Linked DNA regions of Homo sapiens: region 1 is linked to region 2. The links are chromatin loops, found by intact Hi-C in ENCODE. Cell type or tissue: K562. All regions are shown on one strand. Each heading gives the region's core, and the rest is flanking DNA. Links, peaks and the distances in the headings are about the cores only. Region 1 has its middle 46 kb from the start of PTF1A. Region 2 overlaps LOC107984215 (a long non-coding RNA gene).

Region 1 (5,383 bases), core at 182-5,181, 64 kb before region 2:
GGGCCCAGCGCGGTGGCTCACGCCTGTAATCCCAGCACTTTGGGAGACCGAGGTGGTTGGATCACCTAAGGTCAGGAGTCTGAGATCAGCCTGACCAATATGGTGAAACCCCCATCTCTACTAAAAATACAAAAATTAGCCAGGCGTGGTTGCGTTCGGCTGTACTTCCAGCTACTGGGGAGACAGAGGCAGGAAAATCATTTGAACCGGGGAGGCAGAGGTTGCAGTGAGCAGAAATCATGCCCCGGCACTCCAGCCTGGGCAACAGGGTAAGACTTCGTCTCAAAAAAACAAACAAAAAACCAAGAAGTAAAATCAGTGGCCGCAAATCAGTATGCATAGTAATTACCATTGTGTAAATTATATAAACATGCACACTGCACACGTGCGCACACGCAGACACACACACGCCCACATGCACACACACGCACAGGCACACACGCACACACACACACGAACACACACATGCATGCGCACACATGCACAGGCACACACGCACGCACACGCACACACGCACACATGCATGCACATGCACGCACACACACGCACACGCACGCACACACAAGCAGGGCCTAGAAGGATATATATGAATTCATGTTATTGGTTGCTCCTGGCGAAGGAGGAAGGAGACTGGAACATCTGAGAGAGGAACCAAGAAGATGTCACCTTCCCCTGCAGCATTTCATGCACACACACAGAAAAACACATACACACCCACGTATTATCACCAGATGCTCACATTGATTCATTCTGCTGGTGAATAGTACAGATGTGTTGGTTAGATTACTCTGTACTAATTTTCTTCAACTCCCCCAAGTATTTCATTTTTATATAATAAAAAGTATGTATTTACCTGGGGGGGAAATGATCTCCAAAGACACACGGTGGCTATTTTTAGAGGTTGGAATTGTGGTGATGTAGATTTTCTTCTCTCCATTTTTTACTTTTGTAATAAGACAAAAAGTGAGTTATATGCAAATTTTTGTTGAATCTAGGAGCAAAGTGAGGAAGGAATTTAGACCCCTGAGTGAGGTATTTTCATCACCGCCCTCTGTGGTGGTCAGTGTTTCCACTCAGGACTTAAGGGTTAAGATATTGGGAAGAAAATGGAATTATGATGAAGTCTCTCCTGCAAAAAGAAAAGTTGAGTCAGTAGTGACCTTTATAAAATGCATGGGGAAGCAGCAGGCTGGTGACAATTTTCTGCAGACAAGAGAAAAAAAAAACTTCTATTTTTGTTTCTAGCTTAGAGCACAGGTCTAAAACACCTGACGGCTGGACAGCATAAAAACTGGTCAAAAATATGGATACCTTGAAGTGATTTTAATTTCTTCATTAAGGTGTTTTTATTTAATAGGAAGAATAATTTGAATTGACAGATACTTCTACTAGTGCATCCAAATCACTTGTCATCTAAACTTGGACATTCTTGAGAGAGAAAGGACAGCTAACGTGGATCAGGACTCTCCTAGGCATGGGACATAAGGTCTTCCTAACTATGATTGTCTGAAGTACTTTGTGCAGTAGAGCACCAAGGCTGCCATGCATCCAACAAGCATTCAGTCATCCAATGAGCGTCTAGTGAGCATCTACCATGAACCGGCACTATGCATGTCCTGGGAGAGCAGCAGTGACCAAGACAGACTTGAGTGGCCTCCACTGAGCTCATCACCTCCACGGAGAGGACCAGCCCTGCTTTCAGAGACTCCAGAGCCCAGTCGCTCTGAGGCAGAGCCAGCTCAGACCCTGGCTTTTAAAGTCACACCTGAGACCTGCTATTCAAACCTACATTGATTCCTGCATAGGTGGTGGCAGGAGCTGAGCGGCAGGGAGCACCACTAAGGAGAAGCTGGGAAACCGTATCCGGACACTTGCAGCCCATCATCTAGCAGGGAAGAATGCTGTTAAGCAAGTAACTACAAAATTCATGAATTGCACGTCTACTGCGTGATTTGAGAGCCTAGAGTGTATAACAGGAATATCTGACCTGGTTTAGGAGCTCATGGGTTTTTCCCAAGGAAGTGGCGTCAAGCCGAGACCTAAAGAGTGATAGGATTTAACCGGGTAAGAGGGAAGGGGCTTCGTGCAGAGCCCCTGCATACTTAAAAGCAAGAAGGAACACAATGCATTTATGGATCCAAAAGAGGCCAATGTGGCTAGAGGACACAGAGAAATTCATATGCTTGGTTTATTTCTCTAGTTTCGTGTGTGTGTGTGTGTGTGTATTTAAAATCATATCCTGTTCTTAAAAACCACACTTCACTCTGAGCATTTTACCCAGCAATGAAAGGCTTTCTGGAGGCTTCGAGTGAAGCTATGTACAGACACAGTTTTTTTCCTGGGAAGTGCACAGGAAGTGCACGGCTGATGGGATGGGAGTAACAGAAGCCCTTCCCAGTGCTGGTGCAGAGGTGAGAACCCACTTCTGCCCCAGCCAGGTAAGACCTGGCACAGTTCCACAGTAGCCCGGGCGGAGCAGCTGTGTGCGGTCAGGGACCCTCTGTGCACTCTTAGGAGCTTGCTGGTTTTTACGTCCCAAACTCCCTCTTGCTGCTTGCTGGGTTAGGGTTTTATCTTTCAAGTGGCCTAGAAATCCTGCGTCCCCTAGCCAGCACAGCGAGAGCGGCCAGCTCAGAAGAAAAACGGCTGATCACAGTGACAGAGGCAAATCTGACGCTGAGAAAGGCAGGCATCTTGCCTCCCCGTGGCTGGCTCTGTCATTTTTTTCTGGGACAGCAGTTTCCCTCCATTGAGTATGTACGGCTGGAACTGAAGCAGTGTGGATCTGGGATGTTTGATTCCACGACACATAACTGGTTGGGGGCAGAGGGTCCATCAGAACGATGAGTGGAGCTCTGGGAGCTGGGACCAGCATCCTGGGGTCAGCACAATGGCTGACACCCACGTTCCTGCAGAGTGCGCTGAAACCAGGCTCTATCAGCAGCCGCTCCCCACCCAGCCGCCCGGCGAAAGGACTGGTTACAGGATGGGCGTGGCTGCCAACTTCATTAGGCTGTCTCTCTGATGGTCTCTCTGTGGCTTCCACAGGGAAAGATTATAATAGTAGTGCTAAAGAATTATGATAGTTGGCCGGGTGTGGTGGTTCATGCCTGTAATCCCAGCACTTTGGGAGGCGGAGGCAGGAGGATCACCCTAGGTCAGCAGTTCAAGACCAGCCTGGCCAACATGGCAAAACCCCGTCTCCACACAAAAAAAAAAAAAAAAAAAAAAGTATATGTATATATATAATTTGTATTATATATATAAAATTTGTATTTTATATATATATTTGTATTTAATTTTGTATTTTTAATTTGTATTTTATATTTATATACATATATATATATGCAAAAATTAGCTGGGCGTGGTGGCGTGCACCTGTAATCCCAGCTACTCTGGAGGCTGAGGCAGGAGAATCTCTTGAACCCAGGAGGCGGAGGTCGCAGTGAGCCCAGATCACGTCACTGCACTCCAGCCTGGGTGACAGAGCGAGACTCCATCTAAAAAAAAAGACTTATGATAGTTAAGTAGTGCTAAAAAAGAAGCCTCACAGATTTTGGAGTCAGAAAAATCTGGGTTTGAGGCTGGTCCTGGTGCCTCATGCTTATAATCCTAGCACTTTGGGAGGCCTAGGTGGGAGGATCACTTGAGGCCAAGAATTCAAGACCAGCCTGGGCAAAATAGTGAGACCCCATTTCTACAAAAATAAAAATAAATTAGCCAGGCATGCTGGTGCATGCCTGTAGTCCTAGCTACTCGGGAGATTAAGGCAGGAGGATCCCTTGAACCCAGGAGTTTGGGGCTTCAGTGAGCTATGATCAAGCCACAGTACTCCAGCCCTGGGTGACAGAGCAAAACTCTATAGAGAAAAGAAAAAGAAAAATCTGGGTTGAAATCTTAACTTGACCCTGCTTGCTGGGTATCCTTGGGCAAGTCATTGAACTCTTTAACTGTAAAATGGGACTATCAACATCTATCTCATAGGATGGTTGTAGGGATTATATGAGATCATGTATACCAAATATTTAGCATGGTGCGTGACAGGTAGTATGTTCTCAGTAACTGCCTGAGCTAGGGAGAAAATTGTTTCTCTCCCTTATTATTCTTAGCAGAGCTGTGTTGGAGGTCACCGGCTTGAAGATTGAACCAGGGACAGTGGGGCTGTGATGGAGAAAGACAGCCAAAGGCTTTCACACTCTACCTGTTACTGTCCATGGGCTTTTAGAACTCTGATTTAGGCTGGGCACAGTAGCTCACACCTGTAATCCCAGCACTCTGGGAGGCCAGGGCAGGTGGATCACTTGAGCTGAGTTCAAGACCAGCCTGGGAAACATGGCAAAACTTCGTCTCTGCAAAAAAACAAAATTAGCCAAGCATAGTGGTATATGTCTGTAGTCCCAGCTACTTGGGAGTCTGAGGTGGGAGCATCGCTTGAGCCCAGGAGGTAGAGGCTGCAGTGAGCCATGATGGCACCACTGCACTCCAGCCTGTGAGACACAGCGAGACCTTGTCTCGAAACAAACAAACAACAACAAAAAACCCCCTGATTTAGGGAACTTTCAGGAGTTGGTCATCCTCAAACCCCAAATCAGTGGACTGCCTATAATTTAAAACCACTTTCATCTGTCTGGTTTGATCAGGTCTTCCAAATGACAAAAACAAAACAAAACTTCCATGTCCCAGCAAGGTTATTGAGGGGACATGTGAAGTAAAAATGAAAAGAGGTGGTCATCTAGATGTTATAACATTTGGAGAATCTTGTAAATTTCTTATTGCCTCAAAAATATTTGTTTAAAAAGCTCCATCCAAATTTGGTTATTATGATATGCATCCACTTGGTGGTCTCAGCCTCTGGTGACCAGAGCTAGGTGTATGGGCTGAGTCCCGTGGTCTGCATGCAAATATGCAGAGTGAGGTCACGGAAGGTAGACCCTGGTTGCCATCTGCAAGAGGAACAAGCCATCAGAACCCTCTGGCTTTCAGCCTAGGTCTCAGTTATTTGTCTCACAGGGTGCAGTTGATTTAAAAAGTTATAAAAGTACCCAGGGGTGATGCTCACATGGAATCAGAACCTTAGGACTATAAAATAAAGATCAATAAAAAAATCTTTTATGGATCCGTTAGCAACTTTCTGTGGGATGTGTTCTGGCCTTCCTTGTTTTTGACTGGGCAAGCTGCATTCATGCCCTCCTACGGGGGTGGATAGATGGCGAGGCATTTTCTTAAACACAGAAAGCAGGATTTTCCTGGCACGAACAAAGAGTGATCTCAAAAAAATAACTCGTCCTGGTGTTCAAGTACTGCCAACTAAAAGGGCCACAGAGGCAGTGCCCTAAAATGCAAGGCATCATTTTTGAAATTTAACTGGCTTTAGCTAATAACT
Region 2 (5,383 bases), core at 140-5,139:
TCTTTTCTTATATTTATTCATAGAAACCTTGTAACCTTTGTTGCTATTGTGTGTGTGTTAAACATTCTAATTTCTTCTTGTTGTGTATTTGAGGGTAATTTTAGTATATTTATACAGTCATGTATTGCTTAACGAAGAGAGAGGCATCCTGAGAAATGCATCATTAGGTGATTTTGTCATTGTGTAAACATCATAGAGTGTACTTACACAAACGTAGATGGTACAACCAACTACATAACTAGGCTATATGGTATAGCCTGCTGCTCCTAGGCTACAAACCTGTACAGCATGTGACTATACTAAATACTGTAGACAATTGTTAACACAATGGCAAGTATCTGTGTATCTAAGCATATATAAACATAGAAAAGGTACAGTAAAAATACAGTATGATAATCTTAATGAACTACCATGGTATATGTGGCCTATTGTTGAAAGAAATGTCATTATATGGTATATGACTGTATTTTACCGAGTAATCTTGCCAAACTCCCTTCTTGCATTCAACAATGTGTCTTGAAGAATTTCTTAGATTTTCTATGAAAACAATCTCATTATCACATCATCTTTCTTCCTTTCCTGTCCAATACCTTTAATTTCTTATTGTGCTGGCTGAGACCCCCATTCAATGTTGAATAGAAGTAGTGATAGCAGGTGCCCTTGTTTTGTTCCTGACTCTAAAGGAAATGCTTCTAACATTTCCCCGATACAGAGCATAGATTGTTGGAGATTTTTGGTAGTTAATCTTTATTAGGATATAGAAGTTCCTTTCTATTCCTAGTTTACTAAGAGTTTTTGTCATGAATGAGCGTTGGATTTTATTTGTTGACTTTCCTGCTGCAGTGAGATAATCATATAATTTTTCTCTTTTACTGTGTTAATGTAGTGTATTATATTAATAGAGTTTCTACTAATGCTAAGTCATCATTGAAATTTTCAGGTCATTTTCATGACCATACTTGGTCATGACGTGATTTGTTATTTTAAAACATGCATTTAATTTGGTTTCCCAATGTCTTTTTTAGGATTTTTGCATTTATGTTCAAAATTGAGTTTAGTTTATAATTTTCTTTTCTCTTAGTTCCATTGCCTGCTTTTTAAAAATTAAGCTTATTCTAGTCTTACCAAATGCATCTCGAAAGCTTATGTATATTGCTCAAAATTCAATCAGTGTGTGTGTGTGTGTGTGTGTGTGTGTAATTTTAATGGCTTCACTATTGTTTGGATGTATCATAATTTATTTGCAAGTTAAAGAAGATACTTTGTATATAGTTTGTTGGTGATTTTAATATTTAAATATGAATTTAAATATGATGAACAGTTAGTAAAACCAATATAAAAATAGTATTTTATTATTCTGATCTATCTGGTTCTGTTCCCATATCACAGAGGTTTTCTGGCCAAATTGGTGGGCTAGCACTTACCTTTTAGCAGAGGTGAGTTTCCCCTCCAGAGGCCTGGCATCTTTCCTACTCTGCAGACTGGCATTATTTCAGGATGAATCTGGGTTTGGTCCAGGGAACTCCGCCTCTGGTCATTGATCTCCTGGGCTCTTCATGTCTGAGGCATCTTGTCTTTATCCCCACACTCTGCCAATTACTTTTCTTCCATTCATATGTGAAGACTTTTGCTGCCTCTAGTGCTCCTTTGGGTCCTTTACTTTCTGAGGCTAATCTAAATGTGTTCCTTTTTTCCTCAAGGGAACCACCCCTATCTATCTGGCATTCTAGAATAAAAATCTAGAAAGCTGAATTCTAACTCAGTAATTTCTCTGCTAGTCCTCCAGTCCATGCACTTCCATTTTCATGAGCCTTTGTTTACATATGAAGTATGGTTCCAGGACGGTTCTACTGGCTCTTTTTTTTTGGCAGGGGTTGTCGGGGGGCGAGGTGGGCGGCGGCAGGGTCTCACTCTGTTGCTCAGTTGAAGTGCAGTGATGCAATCATGGCTAACTATAGTGGCCAACTCCAAGATTCCAGCAATCCTCCTGCCTCAACCTCCTGAGTAGCTGGGATTAAAGACACGCACCCCCATGCCTGGCTAATTTTTGTATGTGTTTGTAGAGAGAAGGTCTCACTATGTTCCCCACGCTGGTCTTGAACTCCTAGGCTCAAGTGATCCTCCCACCTCAGCCTCCCAAAATGCTGGGATTACAAGTGTGAGCCACCGCACCCGGCTTCCACCGGCTCTTGTTGTATCTTTACAAATAGTCTGGTCCTTGAAACCCAAATATCACCCTCTTGTGGCAGAGAAGTATTTCAGCATGGAGGAAGGTCTAGATTATCCTCTAGTTGCATCTTAATTTCACTGGGTCCACTGAACAAGGCTTTCAGAGCAAACATCATTGTGCCTTTGAGCACCTTCAGCAACTTCTTTGAAATCATGGGGGCAAATCTCTGAACATATTTACAGGGGATGGTGAATCTTCTGTCTCCAGATGGCTCACCACAACAAGTTAATCCCACTTCATGTTACTGGTAATTGAATTCTCCCCTGAGAAGGAAATTGTATGAGATCCATGAACATTTGATGTATGGATATTTCTAAACAGCCTGACTTGGAAAAGATTAAAACAGCCTTGTATTCCCAATCCCTCAGACCTCCTCACCGGCAGGACCCAGATTTTAATCTGCTCCAGGTGGCTAAACTCAGGAAGGCTTATATCTCTCAGCATCTTCAATTAATGCCAAGTGTAATCATAGTTGGCAGAGTTCAGGGTGTTCTGGCACGTTCAAGGGACGGGCAGAGAACCTCCCTGCCAAGTCCTCAGAGTCCTATCTTTTGGACAGCACTTTTCATAATCAAAAGCTACCGTGATTAATGAGCTACAGGCAATGGGTAATCCCCCGTACTTAAAAATCAGAACCATGGAAAAAGAAGTAAGAGCAAATTATTCCACATAGCCTTGGGTTTCTTGACCTCAGAAGCTTTGTGCAAAATCTTTCTTTTAGGACCTTTGCCATGCAGACAGCTGAAACCTGACTGAGTAAGAGAGAGGCTGCCTGGGGCTCTGCGTCAGTGAGTGTTATTTGTTTAAATGTTGCCCATGAGCCCAGAGGCGTTTGAAATTGGCCACATTTAAAAGTAAAACAAAGCATCAAGACATTGGGTTTGGAAAATAATTACATAACTGGGCTTGCTTTTTTGCTCGTTTGACTGGCATCTGGTCCAAGGCAACATGAAGCAAGATGCTTCCAGAGCTTGTTATAAGGACAACTCTACAGTGGAAACTGACCCCCGACACTGCTTTCAGCAAGTCCTAAAAGTCCAATTTATACTGCAGGATTGAAAAGGAAGTTTTACCTTAGGAAAAAAATTAGGACTTGAGCAAACGTTTTTCTTTAATTTGATGGCTATGGAGTAGTTTTGTTTTGTTTTTCAAAGAGAAGCTTTGTAAATTTCCCTAGAAACAAGGAAATCAGAGTTGCAGAGCAGATGGAGAAACTAGTCCTTGTATTTAATGCCTTTTCAGAAATACTACCAAGATAATGGAGTAAAAATCACCTCTAGAAACTTAATAGACTTACAAAATTTTTGATGTAGGTAATAAGTTGGCTTTTATGATTACCAAGAGGTCAATAGAAAACAAGAAAATAGTGTTCATCATTCAACTGGATCCTTGGCTTTTTTTTTTCAATTTTATAAATTACTAAAGTTTGTATTTAAATTAAATTTCATTAGTCATTGTAAAATGGCACATTGACTTCATTATGGATTATTTTAAAAGCTGTAGAAATGCAGTCAATTTTATTTTATCACACACACACTACATAAAAGTCTTTGTAATTACTTTGTTTTATGAGACTCCCCATCAGTTGGGTACATTGTAAATATCCCATTCCACAGTTTATGGGTGGGGAAAATGAACCACGTGGAGGTTAAGCTGCTCGTGTTCACATTACAGCAGCAGTGATGGAATTAAATCTGAGCCATTCTCAGTAACGGAAGAATCTGCCCCCATATATGAAATCCGGAGCCCTCCAAGAGTTTTGCAAGAAAGAGCTCTAGAAAGAACATCTCCAAAACTGGAGAAAGCGTCCACACGTGGGTCTCAATTCCGTCCTTTCCTTTTGGGAACAGTCAGTGTCCAGTGTCCTGCTCTGTTGTAAATAACAACAGCAACAACAAATTTACTGCGTTCCGTTTAGCCCAGCCCAGGCAGACTAACAATTCCTAAACAACATGAGCACATGCAAAAGGAAAACCAGAAAGAAATAAACAGTGAATTAAGCCTCCTCCATTTACCTGTCCCCTCCCATAATCTGATTTTGTGGTACCCTAGATTCACCCTTCCTCCCAGCAAGTCCTCTGGAATTCCACTTCGGCCATAAACAAACTCCTGCTTTGAGGCTCAGGTTACTTAGGTCTACAAACACCCATGATCTGTTTCTCAGTCCTGCCATCTGTCAACCTTTGGGTCACTCTCCCGCATTCACTGGGGACATGTGCGCCTGGTTTAGTGTCTTTCTCTCCAGTCCAGCAGCTGGGCAACCTCAGGGTTCATGCCGAGGACTGTGCAACACTCCCACTGCAGGTCTGTGTGCTCAAGTCTCATCTCCCCCACTGCCTCCTTCAGGAAGCTAGGGCATCAGATACTCAGAATGTCTGGACCAGGCAGCTTAAATAAAAGTCTATCCCCAAGACTATCCCAAGCAACTCCCAGTCATAGAATCAGAAATACTTCAATCATTGTGGAAATAGCTCTTAGTCTCAAAATGTATTTTATCTGCAGCAAAGCAGAATTCTTGTTGAAACTGCTGGGTAAGAAGGTTCTAAAAAATTTCTCTTGATTACAAGATAGTAAATGGAAATTATTAATAACCCATTCATACAAGTTTAATGTGTATAAATTATCATAGATATTACTATTGAGCCTGTGGACTGCCATGGCTATGTGATTTAGTGACTATAATAATATTTATAAGGGCTTTTCCCATAGAAGCTAAGTCCCGCCAGGAATCATTACACTTGACTCAGGGGCTTATTTGCTATTTGTTTTCCATTTGTCCCAAATGTTTTTTGTTTTCTCTAAAATCTCATTCCCTGATTTTTTGCATTAATTGAGTTTTTGGCATTTTGGTTCTCTGTTTTTCCCTGTGTTGAATTTTTGAGTCATGCCTCTTTGTATTTGTTTTTAATGGTTGCTCTGGAGGTTACGATTACATCCTTATTACATGCAGTCTATTATACCAGTTCTCATATAAAATCTTAAACTATATGCAGCTGGCTTTCCATATCCACAGGTTCTGCACCTGGGCATTCAACCAACCATGGACAGAAAATATTTTAAAAAACAATAAAAGATAACACTATAACAATATAAAATACAAATAAAAATATAAGATAACAACTATTTATATAGCATTTACATTGTATTAGGTAT

What was found. Peaks named below come from ENCODE experiments on the same cell type or tissue, not always from the same donor. Only the 100,000 strongest peaks of a DNase experiment are listed, where the experiment ranks them.
Region 1: it touches region 2 in a loop (4-fold over the local background); 3 of 110 quality-filtered maps call a loop at or near these places.

Annotation. Positions count from the first base shown.
Region 1 is chr10:23,143,500-23,148,882 of GRCh38, reverse strand. No RefSeq gene overlaps it. Among named protein-coding and RNA genes, the nearest start is that of PTF1A, 46 kb to the left of the region's middle. In K562, for the core only: no CTCF peak of the experiment used is centred there; a DNase peak (open chromatin) is centred at 2,962; H3K4me3 peaks cover 260 bases; H3K27me3 peaks cover 2,605 bases.
Region 2 is chr10:23,078,961-23,084,343 of GRCh38, reverse strand. The region is part of intron 1 of LOC107984215 (a long non-coding RNA gene); the gene reads left to right. Among named protein-coding and RNA genes, the nearest start is that of MSRB2, 14 kb to the left of the region's middle. In K562, for the core only: a CTCF peak has its summit at 2,240 (motif pointing left); a DNase peak (open chromatin) is centred at 2,243; H3K27me3 peaks cover 394 bases.